2 separate regions of the Homo sapiens genome follow, and region 2 is linked to region 1. A link is a contact called in ENCODE Hi-C or POLR2A ChIA-PET data. All regions are on one chromosome and are shown on one strand. The core of a region is the stretch at or near the end of the contact, and the rest is flanking DNA. Distances in the headings are between cores, read along the strand shown. Region 1 has its middle 8.8 kb from the start of KIAA2012. Region 2 has its middle 48 kb from the start of FZD7.

The links. Hi-C counts contacts between places; a loop is a spot of excess contacts on that map. ChIA-PET counts read pairs that join two places held with the same protein, here RNA polymerase II (POLR2A). Pooled maps may share reads with other maps.
Region 2: a loop to region 1 is called in a pooled map, with 2.2 times the contacts of the local background. The contact joins two enhancer-like sites. A Hi-C loop is called at or near these places in 1 of 37 single-sample maps with no recorded cell type and 2 of 50 pooled maps. POLR2A ChIA-PET finds 5 or more read pairs at or near these places in 3 of 52 experiments (GM12878, H1 and activated T-cell).

The regions. Positions count from the first base shown.
Region 1 is chr2:202,062,437-202,066,462 of GRCh38, forward strand. No RefSeq gene overlaps it. Among named protein-coding and RNA genes, the nearest start is that of KIAA2012, 8.8 kb to the right of the region's middle. Within about 2 kb of position 1,900, at least 7 of the 41 ENCODE cell types and tissues checked have a DNase peak (open chromatin) inside an H3K27ac peak, as active enhancers do.
Region 2 is chr2:201,983,567-201,987,592 of GRCh38, forward strand. No RefSeq gene overlaps it. Among named protein-coding and RNA genes, the nearest start is that of FZD7, 48 kb to the right of the region's middle. Within about 2 kb of position 1,730, at least 3 of the 41 ENCODE cell types and tissues checked have a DNase peak (open chromatin) inside an H3K27ac peak, as active enhancers do.

The DNA of each region.
Region 1 (4,026 bases), core at 650-3,149:
CTCCCAAGTAGCTGGGATTACAGGCATGTGCCACCATACCCGGCTAATTTTGTATTTTTAGTAGAGATGGGGTTTCTCCATGTTAGTCAGGCTGGTTTCGAACTCCCAACCTCAGGTGATCCACCCGCCTCGGCATCCCAAAGTGCTGGGATTACAGGCGTGAGTCACTGCGCCTGGCCATATGTGGTTTTTTTCTAATGAAAAAACTATTTGACTAAGATCCATCAGGGCCTCTCTTGCCCCCCTCTCACGATGTGACATGCCGGCTCCCCGTTCACCTTCCACCATGATTGTAAGCCTCCTGAGGCCCTCACCAGAAGCAGTTGCTGGTGCCACACTTCATGTACAGCCTGCAGAACTGTGACCCAAATAAAACCCTTTTCCTTAAAAATTAAAAAAAAAAAAAGACTCATCTGGAAAGGTCTCAAAGGGGAGAGAATGTGTCCACTGCGCTGGGCTATACTTCTGTTACAGTCTAGGTAACTCTAGAATCTGACAAATCAATAAAGAAATTTTGTTTCTGTAAATATTATCTCCTTCTCATCTCCATCCCTAGGAATCCATAATATTTGAGGAATTCTTCAGCCTAAAAAATAAATAACCACAGAGTGCCTTTCATATGCAGCATCTGTGATTCTTAATGCTGGCTGAACATCAGAATCACCTGTGGAGCTTCTAAAACCTATCAGTACCAGGACCCTATTCCAGAACAATTCAATCAGAATCTATGGGGGTGGTGCACAGATACTTCATTTCTCTTAGTCCTTGCAACACCTCCGTATGAGAGGTGCTATTATCCCCATTTTCCAGTGGAGGAAACTGAGGCTCAGGCTAAGCGAGATTAAGGCTTGCCCATTACACATTTAATAAGGGACACACAGCCTGATTCCCAAATAGCTCTCAAACATACATTATTTTGGTAAGTGCTGTTCATAACATATTTTAACAACATGTGGATATAGAACCACCAAGAGCCTTTATCCTGCTAAGCTGTGGACAAGCCAGTGGATCAGACGCAGAGAGACATTCATCTGCCTACACAGCAGCAGGAAAGGACCTGTGCTCACTTCCACACCGCAGTTTTTACTCTCAAGCAGAGCAGTCACAAACCCTGTTTCTTTGACTTGTCAACTCTTTCATAACATCTCACCACCAAGACCAAGATAGCTGTTTTCTTTTTTTTTTTTTTTTAATTTTTTTGGTAGATATGGGGGTGGCAGTCTTGGTATGTTGCCCAAGCTGGTCTTGAACTTCTGGCCTCAAGCAATCCTCCTGCCTCAGCCTCCCAATGTGTTGCAATTGCAAGCATAAGCCACTACACCTGGCAACTTTTCTCTTGAGGAATCAGAAGGTTAGAGCAGCACAAATACTAGAGCGGATGGCCAGGCCAAAAGCCAGCATTTTTAATAAATATTACTGTGAATTTTGAACACTTTTATTTCCTGAATATGCTATGTACTTAGATTTCAGTGAGCACGAGTGCATGAGATGAAATTTGCTTTAAAAAGACAGAGTCAAATGGACTGACACAGGTGAACCAAAAGTGAGAATAGCTTGCCTTCTTTAACTCCACTTTGTTGCTTCTCATTTTATTTATTCCCTAAACAAAACAAGAAAACTCAAAGTGGTTCTCAGTAAGACTGAAGAATTCCCCTAAGAATTCCCATCTTTATGAGTTACAGAATCGAGTCAACTTTTCTTTTTTCCGAATGCTGCCTGAAGAGCTACTTTTCACTGCTATTCTGAGCAATTCTGGAGCTGCTGAGATGTCTTGGGGAAGGGTGGAGCAGCTGCCAGACTCCTCAGGTTCTGATGGAGGCAGATGCCTTTCCCCAGCTTGTTGCTGGCTGGGAACAAGCCTTCCACAATATGGATTTCATTGTCTGAACTCCCTCAGCTCAGCAACGCCCCTTGTCAGAGCACAGAGCCCACAGTTATATCACAGATTAGCCCAGGAAACAGCTAGTCATGAATCACAGAGGCTCATGGATCTCTGCCGAACAAAGAACTCCAGCTCTGGGAAACTTTCTGGCCCAGCCTCTCCCTCTGTCCCAGTGGAAAAGCAGGTAATTTCCCACTGGCCCAGTAGAAAACCAGTGCAAGGTTCATGCAAGACAGGTGGACTTAACCTGGCCATTTCTTTCTTTTTCCTCATCTACTAATGCTGTTTTCATACCAACTGCATCCTAAACACAGAGTTAAGATGGTGATTCATAGTGGTGGTGGGCGTCTCAGTAGGAGCTTTCTTAAGAAGAAAGGGCTTTGAATGAGCCAATGAAAGCTGTTGCCAGGGAACCAGATGCCATGAACAGGCCACTCCAGCAGCATAAGAATACAAGCCAGGAGTGCTGGACTGAGCATTAAGTGTACTTGGCAGCTGAGTCCTACAAGGCCTGTTAACCCTTTGTGCACCTATGTCTAGACAGTGAGTCAAGAGAAGGATTATGGTAAAATCTGAAAAAGCCAAGCCACCCCTTCTGTCAGTATCTCCCACTGGAATGTGCCATTTCAAAGTTGTTCTCCCTGCTTGACTAACAGCTCCTCTGGACACCTGCTTTAGAGTGGATTGGCTAAGAGATGGGCACAAGCAAGGGTTGGTGGGGAGGATGACGCTCCGCAGAGGGCACTGCTCATGTCTGATCGTACATGTTAGAACACTAATGACTCCTCTTAACTTGTGGTTGAGTTTTATGTGATCTCTTAGCCTTTGGAGAAGGGACTTTGCTGCCCCAGGTGGGTCTGCTCTATGAGATAAGGAGGAAATGCTTCCCCTCTTCCTTAAATGTATACTTCAGAGCCTTCTAGGGCCAGCTGGAGATTGGCAGCCTATGCCTCATGTTCAGATTGTTGGCTGGAGGAGTATGGACACAGGCTGCTGGCTGGGAAAATGGGGAACAGGCAAAGCTGCTGTAGATGGGCCTCCCGACCTACCTCCCAGGACTCCTCCATCTTGTCCCACTTCTTCCTCTCCCTCTTCCATCAATCCCCAATCCAGGCATCCACTCTGGGTTCCATTCCTGCACAGCTTGATTAATTCAATCTCTGCAAAGGTACTAGCATCTTATCTCAGTTCTCAGGAAGATGTGAATGCTTTTCCAAAGGAAACTATAAAGGTTGAAAAACAGGCAGTGAGGTTACCTGTGGGCTAGGGGCTCCTTGGTTCACAAGGAGAACTCTAGCAATATGTGGGTCTTGAGGGGAAGATTCTCCCCACACCCAGGCTCCCTGACACCCTTCCTCTTCCTCAGATTGTCAGCTGCAGCTCCCTGGCTGCTCCCCTCTGGGGGCTAAGGATGGGGACGTCAATTTGAACATCAAAATCTCACCAGTGTGGGCAAAGAGTGGGAAGAGAATTTGTGTATACCTTGGGTGTTGGTATGTCCCTACAAAGATACATGTTTTATACATCACATTAACATTTATCTAAAATGATCAGCACAGGGTTCACAATTTTCACTCTGTGATAATCAGAAAATATAAAAATTATTCTCATCATAGAGTTAAAATGGTGAGCTGGAAGCCAGTTGACAGAGAAGCGTCTGGTTAGGCAGTCTAGTGACTTACTATCTATATATATTAGATTTCCTGTTGTGAGGAAATGACTTTCAGAGCATCCATTTGTGCAGCAAAACCTCACTGCTGAGCTGGGCACAGTGGCACTTATCTGTAGCTCCAGCTACTTGAGAAGCTGAGATGGGAGGATCACTTGGGCCCAGGAATTCAAGACCAGCCCGGGCAACACAGCGTGACCCCCATCTCTAAAATAAAACCAAACCTCACTAGTGTGTGCTAATAGTGGGAGACAATTCATGTATATTCTGAATTGTGAGATGGAATTATTCATTAAACAATATTTTCAGCCGGGTGTGGTGGTTCATGCCTGTAATCCCAGCACTTTGGGAGGCCGAGGCGGGTGGATCACGAGGTCAAGAGATAGAGACAATCCTGGCCAACATGTTGAAGCCCTGTCCCTACTAAAAATACAAAAATTAGCTGGGCGTAGTGGCACGCGCCTATAGTCCCAGC
Region 2 (4,026 bases), core at 480-2,979, 79 kb before region 1:
TGCCCTCTGACCCCACGGCCAGGAATACTTCTGCTGTCAGCCTGGGGAGCTGGCTTCAGGGTTTTCCTTGGGGGCTGTTTGCCTTTGGGGGTTGGGGAGGGAGTATTTTAGTACCAGCCCCCATTCCCAACTGGCAGGGGGAGTTTACTGATTAATATTCATGAGCAATATTTTGTGCCTGCTGCAGTTTCTCATGCAAGGTGGGTTTTGAGGGAGGAATATATTACGGAAATCACCCTCCTGCCACCACCTTTGGAAATACAGGACCCAAGTCCCAAATTGTAAATATTTAACACGGGGAACCTCCTTTCCTTCTGTCTCCCCACCGCCACCCCTTACCCTCTCCCTGTATACATTAAACTCATTCTTTCCGTTTAACAAGGGCCACTGTGTTTCTTCCCAGCTCTGTTCAGTTGGAACCTTGGGTCTGTGTCCATAGAGTCACATAAAATGTCCATAAATCCCTTCAGCCACAGGACACAATTGATGGTAATTCTTTGCCGTTAAAGTTGTCACTGGCCACAGCCCCAGAGCTGGGAAATGCGTTCTATCTGCTCCGTCAGATCCAGCCCTGTGCAGTCAGTCAAGGACCCCCAGTCCTTAGCCCCCAACCCGCAGCCCCTGGAGATGAACCCAAGAAAAAATAGAAAACAGTAAGAAGAATGCTGAGGTGATTTCCATTGATTTGGGGTGGGAGGGGGTATTCCTTCTTTCCCACACTCAGCGCCCTCATGGCTGGAATATCCTACCAGTGGGAATATTCTAATTGGCAGCAGGTGGAGACAGAAAGAGCAGGGAAACCAGGAAGTGGAGAGCACAGGTTTAGGACACATCTTTGACTGAAGTTTTATCTCATCAGTAAAATGAAAGAAAGGAGACTTGCCATCTCTACCATGTGGGAACATGGGGAGGATGGAAGGCAAGAGGGACTTTCGAGGAACTTTGTGCAACAGCTGCACAGCCTTGGCTTCCGAGGTCTTCATTTGATTGTAGTGGTTGTTGCCAACTGCATGACAATAATAAAACAAGGGTAATGCAGATTCAGAGATGGAGGTGGACTGTACGGGACTCCTCCCATGAGCAGAGGGCCTTTGATGAGGCCCTCAGCTGGATCATCTCATTTAACTCCCACATTAGCCTTGTGGACTAGGTACTTATCCCCCTTCAGAGATTAGGAAACAGGCCCAGCAAGGCCAAGGAACTTGCTCAAGGCCACAAGACAAGGCAGTGGTGGAGCCAGGCCTTGAACCTGGCTTTCTTGTGTGACCTTGGACAAGCTATTTCAGATCTCTGAGTCTCAGTGTCCTCATCTGCAAAAATTAAGGGGCTATGCAGGATGCAAGCTCCCCCAGGCCGAGAATACTGGAGCACCATTGTCGACAATCTACCTGAGCCTGTAACAACAGGCCATGGTCCACATTCCACCAGGGGAGACCCTGAGCCAATGTCTGTGGGGTGGATGAACTGAAGGCTGGGTCAGTCCAGGCGCAGGCATGCTCTGTGTAGGGCCCTCACTGGTTGCCTCTCCCAGGGCCGGCATCTTCTGTCGGTCACAGCAGAGACCCTGCCAGTGGGATCCATGTCCAGTGGCAGGAAAGCTTCTCAGGCGAGAGGCTACAGGCTACAGAGCAAGCCAGATGGACACGGCTTTTCCCAAACAAAGAAAATATTCTCCCTGGCACCCAGCCTCCCTGGCTCTGCAAGCAAACCAAGAAGAAAAGCCACCCTGTAGCCTGCTGACAGACAGCACGGTGGCAGCCAGCCAGCCCTGTGCCCACATCGCTCAATCAGCCCATTCTCCTCGCATCCTCCCTGGGGCGCTGCTCTAGTCCTCTTGTGGGGCCTCACAGAAAGGAAGTTGGGCAGAAGCAGATTGAGGCAGCCTTGCTCTCAGTCGAACCTCTCCAAAAGGCAGTTTAAAAGGCTTGATTCTGTGGGAGTTGCTGGGGATGCTCCAAAACCGGAATGGCTTCAGAGCCTCCAGAAAGATTTCCTGTCTCACCCTCACCCCCGCTGCCTGCCCTTCCCAGAATATGAGCAGCACATATTCCGGAAAGCCCACGCTGACAAGTGCGATTACCTTCCAAGCTGTTGTAGCGTACCAGTGGGGAGAGTCCTGTTGAGGTTAGAGGAGAGGAACCTCACCTCCAGCTGAGTCTCTTGCCACAACCTTTAGGGCAGGCCTCAGCAACTCTCAGCCTCAGTTTCCTTCAGGGTGAAAATGAGGCCCAATCCGATTTGTGACCAGCTTGACTGTGGGAGTAGCTCAGAGACTTCAGCACATATAACCAGGTACAACGTGACACGGGGCCGCACAGACCTGTATTTGTACCGGAAAAAAATTTTCTATTTATCTACTCTTGTCTGATGCCAATCTCGTGACCTATGAACGCCTGCTCTGAGTTCCTGAGACCCAGAACAGGGACAGCCTCAGCCACCATTTTACCTGGCCTGATCCAAATTAGAGAAATTGCCTTTCTTTTTTAAACTCCAGAGAACCTGTTTCCTGCAACAGCTGGTACATGAACTGCATGTGTAAGATATTGAGCCCTGTGGGCCCCCGGGACCCCAGTGATTAAAGTGCCAGGGCAATGCTGAGTCTTCACCAACAACCAGAGTGACTGGGTGGTTACTCAGCCACAGTAGAGTCAGGGCTTGTCACTGAATGCTCTGCTTCCTTGTATGTGATATAGAATCTTCTCTCTGAAGACAAAGAATAAAACAGAGGTGCTAGAATGTTTCCTCAGCTTCCTCCCAATCATATCTGCTTGCTTCTAGGCAACCCCTATTTCCTTTATTAACTAATGGCAGGAAAAATTTATTACCAGCTGGAATCCAAGGACTTAAAGGCACTGTTGACCTGAAAAAGCATTTCTGGGGATATGAGGACAGCTGGAGTCTGAGAAGTGGCGCCGACATAGATGACCTTAAGTGAGTCACACAAGCTTCTCTGCTTCATTTTCTCCACCTGTGAGGAGTTGCACCACCTTAGCTCTTACCAGTGATAGAGGAGCACGTGAAATACCAGCGCACACACGTGGGCAATAAACAGAAGACCCTATTGGGGGTTTTCAGGGATATTTTAAAGCTGTTTTCATTTGAAAACTGACAATGAGGATATTATGGTTTGTGCCCACTTTAAATGGATTTGGTAGCCAGGCACAGTGGCTCAGGCCTGTAATCCCAGCACTTTGGGAAGCCAAGGCAGGTGGATCCCTTGAGTACAGGAGTTTGAGACCAGCCTGGGCAATATGGTGGAACCCCATCTCTACTAAAAATACAACAATTAGCCCGGGGGTGGTGGCTCACCCCTGTAATCCCAGGACTTTGGGAGGTGAAGGCGGGCGGATCACCTGAGGTCAGGAGTTCGAGACCAGCCTGGCCAACACAGTGAAACCCTGACTCTGCTAAAAATACAAAAATTAGCCAGGCGTGGTCACATGCACCTGTAATCCCAGCTACTCAGGAGGCTGAGGCACGAGAATTGCTTGAACCTGGGACGCAGAGGTTGCAGTGAGCCGAGACCACGCCACGGCACTCTAGCCTGGGCAACAGAGCGAGACTCCATCTCAAAAAAAAAAAAAAATTAGCCCAGGTTGGTGCATGCCTGTAATCCCAGCTACTTGGGAGACTGAGATGGGAGACTGCTTTGAGCCCAGAAGGTAGAGGTTGCAGTGAGCCAAGACTGCGCCACTGCACTCCAGCCTGGGCGACAGAGTGGGACCCTGTCTCAAACAATAATAATAATAATTTAAAAAATTAATGGATTTGGTAAAAGTAAGTCAGGTAATTTTCCTGAACTAGGCGCCATTTATGAGGCCCAGAATGCTTCACAGACCAAACTACCCCACCATGAGACTATCACTCCCCACTCCCTCTCCATGCAATCACACTTCCCCACCACCACGACTGTGTAGTCTTCAGACATAGCAGCTGGCTTTGAGTGGTTTTCCAGATCAGTGATGGTTCTGTGCAAATCCATTCATCTCTCCTTAAGTGGTCTCCTTGGAGGCCACAGTCATGTTT